2 separate regions of the Homo sapiens genome follow, and region 1 is linked to region 2. The links are chromatin contacts, found by Hi-C or POLR2A ChIA-PET in ENCODE. All regions are on one chromosome and are shown on one strand. Each heading gives the region's core, a stretch centred on a gene start or an enhancer-like site at or near the end of the contact. The rest is flanking DNA. Distances are from core to core; before and after follow the strand shown. Region 1 overlaps NCK2 (NCK adaptor protein 2). Region 2 overlaps LOC105373530 (a long non-coding RNA gene).

Region 1 (5,858 bases), core at 1,658-4,157, 68 kb before region 2:
TTAAAAAAATTTCTAACAAGAGGATTTGTTTTCTTTTGGGGAATGGAGAATGAGGAATACGTAGGAAAACTGAAAGTAAAATTATACACCAAATGTGGTGGGTGTTGCAAAATGTTCATCTTTTCTTTTCTGCCATGTTGAAAAGTCTAAACTCCCTCTGCAAAATCATCGAAAGCCTTCATGTATTAGGTAGTATTTTTGTGTATGGATTAGGTTCTTACCATGATTTGGAGAGATAAGTGAGACATGGAACTTCGTATGAATCATACCAGCTCACTGGCCATCGTAGATTCTCAGCCTGATGGAGAAATTTCATTTTTGATTAGCAATATGCTCCTTCTCCACTGAGCTGCCTCCCTTTCATCTTTTCTTCCCCCACATAAGCATGCCACTTGAAAGAAACACTGTTTTATGCTTATAACTCTTAATTAACTGTGGTTACCAAAAAAAGAGGGTAGCATGAATAGAGAAAAACTTGAAGGTTGTCCTGAGCTTTATTTTTCCAATTTCTACCTTTCACCAAAGTACCATCTTTTTAGTGATGCCAAACATTGTTACGTTGTTGACTTGTTGTGTGTCTTCTTTTTTTTTTTTTTTTTTTGTATTTACAAGATTCTAGTAAAGCATGAAGTGCTTAGAGACTTGTAGGAAGTAGAACAAGGCAAGGCGAGTTCTCTGGGTGACCTGGAAATTCCCTTGAAAACCTTGTCAGTTTTCTTCCTCAGTTTTCTAGAAGCAGAAAAGACAAAGCCACAAATTAAAACTATGAACCACATCTTCCGCCCAGCATGCTTAGTTTTTTCATGAGCTGTGATCGGTTCAGCCAATGCGTGTACTCCCAGGCTCTCAGACTGAGCCAGCCGCCCGTCCTGGAGCCGGCACTGGGCCCGCGCCCGTCCCCGACAGATGGCCATCCAGCCCTGCTGGAGCGCAGCGTCGGTTCGAGTAGGCCAATCCCATTTTTGGCGAAAACAGATTGTTAGAAAGCTCTTCCTTAAATAGAATCAGATTTTTACATTTCTTTAACTTTCTTCCTTCCTTTGGCTCTTATTCTGCCCTCTAGGCCTGTGCTGAGTAGGTCAGATCCTCTTCTGTAGAGTGTCAGCCCTCCCATAGGCTTGGTCTCAGTTCAGGCAAGCAGTTCTTGGGAAACATTCCTGTTAAGCATTAGCTATTGTAAAAATACAGAAAAAATGATGTTCTGAACCCCTTTATTGAGTATAGCAGTTGATCTTCATAGCCAAAAGGCCCTTGGGGATCAGTATCCCCGTCATGAGGGAGAAATATCCCCATGGTTAGTATATATTTTTTGTTTTGATCTCTTTATCATGCTCACCTGGAGGTTTTTGTTGGACAAAGGGATGTTGTTATCTCAGCATGAGTTTTCCCTTGCCCTGTTGAGCTGCATCCAGTGGAAGAGGAGGCACCCCCGATCAGGTCTCACCATCATGCAGTAACTTCTGTGCACTTCTGTGCAAAGCTTATAGATGTGGCGTTGCCAAGAAGGAAAGTGAGAATGCTTTCCATAGCCCCTCCTGCCTCTCATTAGTTGCATTTGTGTGTGTTTGTGTTTTGTTTTTTGTTCTTTGTTTTTTGGGGTTTTTTTTTTGTTTTTTTTTTTGCTAAAAAGATAGGAGCCAAAGTGTTCATGGCTTCCTATTACTGTTGGTGATGATAATTAAACAGGTATACCATCAGAATGACAGTATGACTTTAGGCCAATTGTGCAGCCTGCAGAAATTATCCCTGCTGTGTATTAGGCATGGAAACAGCATCAAAAGTACACCACATGTATACTGACCACGGTTTGTTTTTGTTTTTGTTTTTTGAGACAGGGCCTCACTCTGTTGCCTAGGCTGGAGTGCAGTGGCACAATCCCTGCTTACTGTAGTATTGACCTCAGGTGATCCTCCCACCTTAGCCTCCCGAGTATCTGGGACTACGGGCATGCACTACCACACCCAGCTATTTTGTATTTTTTATAGAGACAGGATTTTGCCATGTTGCCTGGGCTGATCTTTAACTCCTGGGATCAATCTAGTAACTCATGGCACCACCCACATTTGCCATTTTTACTGCTTTGGGAGTCCACCTAATTCATAAATCCATGGTAAGATTCCTTCCTGCTTTGGAATAAAATGGCACCGGCCTCCCCAGCAAAACCACAGTGTTGTGTATTGCATCTCCAACTGTAGATTACCCTAACTCTGTGTAGTTCTCTCCTGCTTTCTTGTACTCATTTGCTGTCCTGAAGTTGTTAATAAACTTAATTTTGTCACATACAGTACTTTGTTAAGAGTAGCTTGAGGAAAGACGTGAGAACCTTTGACAAAAAGCTCTCTCATGAAAGTATTTACCTGCTTTCTTTCTCTGCAATAATTTAAAATTGATAAAAGCAACCTGAGCTCTTATTTTCACATGGGCAAAACATTTGTATACTGGATCTCTTCTCATATTCAGCTTATGATCATGAATAGTCAGAACTTTGCCACAGATAACAGGGAACAATGATCAAGAACTGTTTCTGCTGGCAGAATCCAGTTGATGTTTTTGAAGGGCTCAGACTGCACAGCTCTGAGCTCAGTGGAGAGCGGTCCTGGGCTGAGGTCTGGCCTTAATACTGCAACTCCACTTAGAAAATTGTGCAGGCGAGGTGTTGTAAAAGCACTATGCTACATCTTTTGAGATGGGGAAGCTGCTCCCAGGGAGGTATTTTTCAAAGATTTTCCCTCAAGCTACTGAAGAGCAGTTTTTTGTTACTACTTTATGACACCAGCTGGAGCCTTGCAAAGCCCCAAAGGTTAATTCTCTTTTCGGTGGTTAACATAGGCTTAAGGGCTGACTCACATTACCCAAAAAGTTACGGTTCCATTTACAACCTGATCATATCCTCAGGAGGGTTTGTTCACAGGCCCACCTGCCCGTGGCTCACCCTGCCACCCTACCTACCTGGGACTTCTGCATCCAGCGTCACCTGCCCCAGGGCTCACTCCTCAGCATTCCTCCCAACAGGACCACACCTAGGCCTAGCGTGGTTAGAAACTTGCATGATCAGCCCCAGAACTCCTGCCTCTGATCCAACCCAGACCTGGGAGCACAGAGGCTACTGAGAGGGCTCCCTAATGCTAACTGTGAAACAGCCTTTGCACTGGTTTGAGCTGATGCTTTTGGATGGGGACAGGGTGGCTGGCACCCGTGGGTGAAATTGACAGGGTTCTGAGAGGCATATCCCTGCTAGGATCAACTTTGGAATTGAACTGATCAAAGTCACAAGGAGTACAGCTGTAGGATTGTTACGTAAGATCCAAAAGCAGTGAAAAGCAACACTTGGTGTTAGAATTAAGATTACAGTACTCTGGAGGGAGGGAGGCAGAGCCTCAGTGAAGGTACAGGGGCTTCTGTCTTGGTGATCTGCCCTGGGGTCTGTGGGGCAGGCTCACGGGCACACCTGCCTTGGAGGAGTTTGCAAAGCTGACTGCTTATTTCTGTTGGTATTATACTTTCGTTTTTAAGAAATTTATTTTAGAAAAATGTCAGTTCAAAACAACAATCAGGGCTGGGCACGATGGTTTATGCCTGTAATCCCAGTGCTTTGGGAGGCTGAGGTAGAAGGATCAGTTGAGGCCACGAATTTGAGACCAGCCTGGGGAACATAGCAAGACTTCATCTCTACAAAAAAATTTTTTAAAAAATAGAGCATGGTGTCATGTGCCTGTGGTCCCAGCTACTCAAGAGGCTCAGTTGGGAGGACTGCTTGAGTCCAGAAGTTGGAGGCTGCAGTGAGCAGTGATTGCAACACTGCACTCCAGCCTGGGCCACAGAGTGAGACCCTGTCTCAAAAAATGAGCCATAAAAAAACAAAAACAACCATCAGAACAACAAAATGTCAGAACTTTTAGAGTTCCTGCATCCACAAGGGGACCCTACCCACCAAGTGCCAGCCTCCGTCCCAGAGGTCAGGATGGACAGAGCCCCTGCTCTGGTGTAGTGTGTATGTTCCACACAGGCTCAGGGACCTGCTAAGCCGTAGGCGTCTCAGAATGAGGAGGGGCATCGCATTGCTGGAGTGAAGTTCACAGCGGGGCATGGAGGATGAGCGAGCATGTAGTCAGAACCGCATGGGGAGGCCTTACTGGGCTGTGCACAGGACTCAAGCATCTCCACTGGGTGATCACAAACAGTTGAAGATTTGAGCAGGGGCATCCCATGTTCCTCTGCAGAGCTGGGGAGGAATTGGGGATGAAGAAACGTGGAAAGCTCAGAGAGGAGAACACACTGGTCCATAGAGAGCCGTGGATGCCGGCGGCGCTGTAATGGAGATGGAGGAGTGTAGATCCATGCCCCGCCCGCCTGTGCATTTACCAGGATTGCCTCTCATGCTTGGATTAACCATTCCTTGCGACTGCAACTTGTGGGGCACACGAGATGGGGAATTTTCTCTCTACTTCTTCCAAGTTTCCACTCAGTGAAGCCGTGGATGGAGCCCCAAGGGCACTATTGCTACACTGGAGGAACCCAAGGTCGTTGTGGATCCCGAAAGAAGGGACTTGGGGCAGGTGGCTTAGGAGAGTCAAACCTGGTGTGGAAACCCTCCAGGCAGCAGTGAAGGTAACAATTGTTTACGGAAAACTATCAACCATTTTCTAAATTGAGTTCTTGTGAAAGTAAAATATAGATATGCCTTTACTAGGGAGAAGAGAGCAATTTGAATTACATTCTTCAGTTACTTTTTACACCTTTATGGAGTCTGATTTTAGATTTTAAGTGGACTAACAAATTCCTCATTATGTAAAAAATAAATATCTGCCTGGTTTTAACAATAGATGCCCTTACAACATTTTTAAAGCATTAAGATCATGCACGATCTTTAAAGACAGTGTATACAGACGTCACATGTCTTGTGAAAGGAAGTCTGGCTCGTGCACCAGGTTCTGACCACCTCTCTATGGGGAAGGAAGCCCACATTAGGTGCTGTGTGCTGGATCCAGGAGCCAAGTCGCTTTCCTTCTGGTATAGCTACCTGCTGAAAGTGATAGTGGCTATTGGTGCCGTTGAGGTTTTTCTCTTTTTTTTTTTTTTTTTTTGAGACGGTGTCTTGCTCTGTCACCTAGGCTGGAGTGCAGTGGCACAATCTCGGCTCACTGCAACCTCCACCTCCCAGGTTCAAGCGATTCTCCTGCTTCAGCCTCCCTAGTAGCTGGGACTACAGGTGTGTATCACCACACCCAGCTAATTTTTGTATTTTTAGTACAGATGGGGTTTTACCATGTTGGCCAGGCTGGTCTCGAACTCCTGACCTCAAATAATCCACCTCCCTCAGCCTCCCAAAGTCCTGGGATTATAGGCATGAGCCACCGCACCCGGCCAGTTTCTCTCATTTTAAAGCACACCAAGTCTTACCACAAGAATCATGCTCAGCAATTTATCTTAAGATCAGACTGGCCTGGAATTCTTTCCTCCCTCCCTCCCTCCCTCCCTCCCTCCCTCCTGCCCGCTCCCCCCTTCCCTTTCTTCCACCTGCATAATGGCTACAAGAAGTAGCAGGTGGGGATCAGGGTAACTGGCTGTAAACTGCAACCAGGGAAGGCAGCCCTGCCCCGGGTAACTAAAGGCCCTTTAGTTAGGGTTAGCCTGCATAAATACATGTAATGAGAGCAGCAACAGCTTGCAATTTATACAGCACTTTGCAATTTACCAGGCGGCTTAACACTTACAGGCATTTTTTTATATCAGTGGTAAAGACTCTAGAATTATGTCTAGGAAGAATTAGAGGGCTTCAGACTAGTGGGAAGGGGGTCGGTCTTGAGCCTGTGCTTCATACTAAGCATGCTGATTTTACTTAGATCAAAAGACCCAGG
Region 2 (6,126 bases), core at 1,225-3,724:
CCCCTTGCACAGTTGAAAATCCCAGTAAAACTTTTCACTCCCCCAAAACATAACTACTAACAGCCTAGTGTTTACTGGAAGCCTTACTGTTGGGAGAGACACAAGGTCAGACATAATCAGGTCCATGCCCATTTGTGTCTTTCCCCAAGGTCAGGCCTTTATTGATGCTATTTCAGTCATAAAAGCCACAGGCTGCATGGAGTTCCCAAGGAGGCAATTCTCCGTACCACTTCGTTCCCTCAGGAGTCAGGGCTACAGGCTCACAGGCTCAAGCCACTCCACAGGTCAGTTGATATCGCAAACCATACCTAGTAGGATACTTAATCAATATATACACGTTATAGATTAAACATTCCACATCAAACAGAGCAACATTTAACATCAAGAGAAAAGGGGATAGGAAAGCGGTTAATTAATCAGTCCAAGGACAGTGACATGGACAAGGAGAGGGTCCTGGGCAGATCTAGGTGCACAGCAGCGTCTTGTAAGGGAGAGCCCTCGATTTGGACAGAGCCCTCAGTGACAGATGCCAGATGCTGATCACGAGTGATAGCAGGATGGTATTTCATAAAACAGCGGTGTCCAGCTGGTGGACTCCTGCTGTTTTGTAGCCCTTGAGTCCTCTGGCGAGGACTGATTGATAATAAAGAGTGTGTCTGGCTATGCTCTGGCCATAGAGACAGTCAGGTGCTGTCTCTATTGATTAGGGGAACATCTGGTCCTGTTGTCATGATGCCTTTTGAAATGTAAGATGGAGTCTTTTTCTAAGATGGACTTACTTATGTCACAGGTGCTCTGTACACTTTACCAATAACATAAACAGTGCATTACCCATATTTTGTATGTTATATGTATTATGTACTATATTCTTACAATAAAGTAAGCTGGAGAATAGAAAATGTTATTAAGAAAATTATAAGAAAGTGAAAATATAGTTACTATTCCTTAAATAGAAGTGCATCATCACGAAGGTCTTCATCCTCATCATCTTCATGTTGAGTACACTGAGGGAAAGAGGAAGGAGGGATAGGTCTTGCTGTCTCAGGGGTGGCAGAGGTAAAAGAAAATCCATATATAAGTGGACCCATGCTATTCAAACTCGTGTAGTTCAAGGGTCAATGGTATTGTGGACTCCCTGTTTCATGTGAGAGGAGGCCAACTCAAACTAAAGCAAAATAAGAGAAATGGGAACATAACAAGGACATGGAGATACCTCATGGAGCCCTGAAACTAGAATGCGGCAAGGATGCAGGAGAAGCTGAAACCAGAGATGGAAATGGCCTTGGGACACCCTCTCCAATTCATGGCTTTATTTCCATCTTCTCATCCACTGATTCTTTACTCTCATGATAGATGGTTCTATCTTCACTGGCAGAACTTGTGAGCTCTTTGCAAGGTGGCCCAAGAGGCATCACGCCCCGCTCTCCAGCCACTCTTGGAGGCCCTTACAGGACCAGGCATCCTGAGAGCTGGACGCCTGAGAGATCTACGCCTGAGAGCTCCTGAGATTCTTTTTAAAAAATTGTACATATTTTATTTTATTTTTTTTAGAAACAGCATCTCACTCTGTTGCCCAGACTGGAGTGCAGTGGTGTGATCACAGCTCACTGTAGCCTTGAACTCCTGGACTCAAGCAATCCACCTGCCTCATCCTCTCAAGTACCTGGGACCACAGGCACATGCCACCATGCCCAACAAATTTTTTATTTGTAGAGATGGGTTCTTGCTGTGTTGCCCAGGCTGGTCTCAAACTCCAGGCCTAAAGTGGTCCCCCTACCTCAGCCTCCCAAAGTGCTGAGATTACAGGTGTGAGCCACCACACCCACACTGAGATTATTTTTACCACTTCCGCCACTAGGAGAAGAGCTGTTCTCAACCATCTTGATTTCCAGCCCACAGATTCGAGAGAAAATCTGATGGGCTGAGCTTAGGGAGTTACTTATTCGTAGCACAAACAACTGCGGCCATAAGAAGTGGTGTTTCAGTTTACAGAGCAGTAACTGTGTCAAAGGGTGGTAAAGAGAAAAGGCATTTCGCAGAAAATTAGGAACTGTGCAGAGTAAATATTCAATACAAAATAGTAATAGGATTGGAATTTGTCAGCAGGTAGCTGGTTCCCAGTGGGTTTCCAGCCAATAGAAATGGGCTCCCAGAGCCCTGGGTGATTGAGCAAACTACAGAAATTTAAAAATCAATATATGCAAGGGCCAAGTTGCTGCTTGGGAAACTGACAAATCTGAGGGCCAGATCATTCAGTGTCACTTCCAACACACTTCTGGTTTTTCCCAGACTGCAGAGGCTGAGCAGGTGAAAAATCTCATTCCTTAGAGTCATCAGAAACTAAAGTTCTAGACATCATCTAGGGCCCTCTTCCTGGTGCAAATGGGAGAGATTTAATTTGCAAGCAGTCAGGTGGCCAGAAAGGCAGGGCTGAGATGTCTGCTCACTTGTGTGGGGAGAGCAGAGGTGGGTGGTTCTGAAGCCAGCGGATGTGGGGGCTGTTTGCTGATTCTGCAGGCAGCTTCCTGGTTGGAAATGTGGCCAGGTTCTGCTAGATAGCTTTGAGAGTAGCTCTAGGGGCTCCCCCTAAGGTCTATTTATTCAGCTTTTCCAAGGATTTCATAAGCCATTTAGTAGCCTGTGATACATCCCTTTCTGCTTAAACTAGGTCAAGTATATTCTGTGAAAATGAACTGGATGAATTCAGGTGCAATGTAGGGAACATCTCTTAGAAAACTAAGGCAGGAGCCTTGGTGTCTGAACTGTGGCAGAGCCAGTGAGGCCTAACCATAGGGGTGATGGAACACTGACAGCAGTGTGTCTCCTTGCCTCAAGTCTGGCTGGATCCTAGGATCTAGGGCAAGGGCTGGCCTGAATACAGCAGCCCAATGGCCCCAACAATTGGACAATGAGGGAAGCGATGAGTAGGAAGTCATCAGGGCCTCCTATATGCTATGTGTGAACAGCAGATCTATATTATCAGGCCTGGCAGGAATCCAACCCCTCCACTTTGCAAAGAGGAAAGTAGATGATACATGACATATTTAGAATTATGGGGGCTCCCACATCTTAAACATTGCAAATAGCTCCTGGTATGTGTAGGGTGCTTCATAAATTGTGCATAAAATGGTGAGGCAAAGGAACCCAGGAAGGGTTTATTGACTTGAATATATTTTATTCATAACTGTAGACTCCCCATCACTCACTCTCCTTCAAGCACATATCCATTGAGCCATCATTGAACATGAGGATTACAGCGAGGCATCCCAGAAGCAGCAGTTACTATGATTGTAACCTGGGGAGAGCAGCAGCCGAGGAATCTTACAAAAGGGTTGTGGCCATTTTCCCATGAGTGAAACAAACATAAAAGCAGTCTCCCAAGGACCACATTTATCACTGATCGATGGAGTGCTTTGCCAATTTAGGCAGTAGGAGGTTGTTTAATTATAACAGAGCAGTGTTGCGGATTACATCAAACATTTGTTTTACATCTGAGAACCCTGGAAATGAAAATTAATAGATTGATGCAGGATCACCCTTGCTTGCCGGGGACCAATGATTCTGAGTAGGTCGGTGATTAGTCATTTTCCTTTGAGTTCATTTCTATGATGAAAAGTAAAAAAAAAAAAAAAAAAGGGATTTCAAGAAGGAAACTTTTGTATGGAAATCTGGCAAGTTTTCATAAGAACTCAATTGTTCTTTTGTTTTCTGACCTGTGATATGAGGTCGTGAGCCTGAACTGGGTCTCAGCTGCCATTCATAAGACACCAGCCCTGCTCAGGCAGGCAGACGTGAAGTCCTGCGGTGGCTGTGCCCTTGGGACTGGACGCCAAGAAGTTCCACAGTGTCCAATGGAGAGTGGGAAGGCAGGTCCTCTGAAGGGCAAGGGTATTGTCAGCGTCAGGAGAAGGAGGGAATTCCAAAGGAAAAGGGTGGATTCTGTAGGCAGCTGGCAGACATCGTCCACAACTAGTCGGGGCGGACTTTAGTTGTCATGAAGATTCAAACAAATGAAAAGGCATAATTAATTCAACCAAATGAGGCCAGAGCTTTTTATTTTTAAATTCTAAGCCCACTGATTTCCTTTACATGTGCAGACCCAGTAGAAGCAGACATTGCCACACAGTGAGGCTGCTCTGTGTAATAAATGATGGTTAAGTGAGGATGGAACCAAAAGGCTGAGCATAGAGGAAGAATATGCCCGAGATGTCAAGACCTACCTCCTATAGGTGAAATCTCTTTGTGTTTTTGTTTTTGTTTCGAAACAGGGTCTCCCTCTTTTGCCCAGGCTGGAGTGCAGTGGTGCCATCATGGCTCACTGCAGCCTCAATCTCCTGGACTCAAGTGATCTTCCTACCTCGGCTTCCCAAGTAGCTGGGACTATAGGCACATGTCACCATGCCCAGCTAGTTTTTAAAATTTTATGTAGAGAGAGGGTCTTGCTATATTGCCCAGTCTGGTCTCCAACTCCTGGGCTCAAGCGATCCTCCTGCCTTGGCCTCCCAAAATGCTGGGGTTACTGGTGTGAGCCACTGCTCCCGACCTGTTTTGTTTTCAAAAGGTGGGCCAGGTGTGGGAAGCTGGTGATAGAAGCTGGTTGCAGAAGCAGTAAGCCTCAGTGTGACCTGAATCGAGGATGTGGGAGGCATCTCAAAGGTGCAGAGATGAGCAGGATGTGGGGCTATAATGAAACATAACAGCAGCCAATGTTAGCAAGATGGAGTGGAGCAAATGAGTTTTCTGGCCCTCTTCCAGCCATGCCTCAGCCCCAGCTTCCTGGCAGCTTCCTGCAGCCTGGCCAAAGGCAGCCTTTCTTCCAGAACCCCCACCTTCTTGGAGGTTTGAAGCTTGGATATAAAACAATATAAATGATTATTGAATAAGGTCCTTCATCCAACACTTCACAAATCTTAGAGCTGTCTGTTGGAAATTGATTATATTTGTTCCCCAGAGTTAAATGAATTAGGCATTGATATAAGGCTCTCTCTCTTACTCTCAGTACATACATTATATATATATATATATATGTGTGTGTGTGTGTGTGTGTGTGTGTGTGTGTGTGTGTGTGTGTGTGTATTTTGAGATCTTCTATGATCATATAAATCAGAGGGCAATTAAGTTCTTCTGCAGTCTGGAGGGCAGAATATCAAAACTAGGCAGAGAAAAATAGTCTCACCTGGTTGAGTATCAGCAAATTCCTCTTTTATGGTTAAATCAAGGGCCATTTTGCCAAATGCCAGTGACCAAAATGCCAGAAACTAGAAGCTACTGAGACTTCTCTGGAGCTTCAGTAGTGTCTGCCTTGTAACTTGGACCATTTCTTCTAGAGAGGGAGAGGACCTGGGAGGTGGTGTGGGGACAAGGGAGGGAGAGGACCTTGAGGGACAAGGTCAGGGCAGAGGAGGGAGAGGACCTTTAGTAGAAGTGCAAAAATAAGAGTCGCTTTCAATGTATCTTCGCTGCAGGTGCTCAAAAAAGGCAGAAGGAGCTTGTCCTCAACAACTTTAGAAGTCATACAAAGTGTTTTGCTCTCAGGGAGTCACAATATTTATTAATATACACATGCTCTGAGCATTCCTGCAACAAAGAAATCTGACTTGGGTCAGCCCAGCGTGTTACAAGCTGGCCAACACCATTTTGCAGTTTACACCATAGAGTACACTGAGGAATGCCCTCCTGGAAAACAAAACTTGCTGTGGGGCCTCTGTCTGGGGAGGAGGGGGTCCATGATGCAGAACCTCTCCAGGCAGTTTCAGGAGTCCGTTTGTGAGGGGCCACTATGGGAGGCATATTTTGACTACGGTAGTTGCATGGTCTCTGACTCTGAAGACCCAAGAGGGCCTGAGGGTAGAGAGTAGAGAGACCAGAAAAGAAGATACTGGACTCTCTTTAGGGTCCTCCCAAGCGTATTGGATTAAGAAAAAGTGTGGGTCAGGTGTGGTGGCTGATGCCTATACTCTCAGCACTTTGGGAGGCTGAGGAGGGTGGCGCACTTGAGGTCAGGAGTTTGAGACCAGCCTGGCCAACATAGCGAAACTCCGTCTCTACTAAAAATACAAAAATTAGCCAGGTGTGGTGGCATGCACCTGTAATCCCAGCTACTCGGGAGGCTAAGGCATGAGAATC

The links. Hi-C counts contacts between places; a loop is a spot of excess contacts on that map. ChIA-PET counts read pairs that join two places held with the same protein, here RNA polymerase II (POLR2A). Pooled maps may share reads with other maps.
Region 1: a map of CD8-positive, alpha-beta T cell shows a loop between it and region 2 (4-fold over the local background). The contact joins two enhancer-like sites. A Hi-C loop is called at or near these places in 3 of 168 maps with a recorded cell type or tissue (CD8-positive, alpha-beta T cell, PC-9 and naive thymus-derived CD4-positive, alpha-beta T cell) and 7 of 50 pooled maps. POLR2A ChIA-PET finds 5 or more read pairs at or near these places in 10 of 52 experiments (CD4-positive, alpha-beta T cell, CD4-positive, alpha-beta memory T cell, OCI-LY7 and 6 more).

Annotation. Positions count from the first base shown.
Region 1 is chr2:105,856,449-105,862,306 of GRCh38, forward strand. The region is part of intron 3 of NCK2 (NCK adaptor protein 2); the gene reads left to right. Among named protein-coding and RNA genes, the nearest start is that of NCK2, 110 kb to the left of the region's middle. Within about 2 kb of position 2,908, at least 3 of the 41 ENCODE cell types and tissues checked have a DNase peak (open chromatin) inside an H3K27ac peak, as active enhancers do; they include CD8-positive, alpha-beta T cell, where a contact is called at or near this core.
Region 2 is chr2:105,925,002-105,931,127 of GRCh38, forward strand. LOC105373530 (a long non-coding RNA gene) reads right to left here. Exons shown (of 3, transcript XR_923142.3): 2 at 5,177-5,376; 3 at 3,087-3,983. Among named protein-coding and RNA genes, the nearest start is that of ECRG4, 140 kb to the right of the region's middle. Within about 2 kb of position 2,475, at least 6 of the 41 ENCODE cell types and tissues checked have a DNase peak (open chromatin) inside an H3K27ac peak, as active enhancers do; they include CD8-positive, alpha-beta T cell, where a contact is called at or near this core.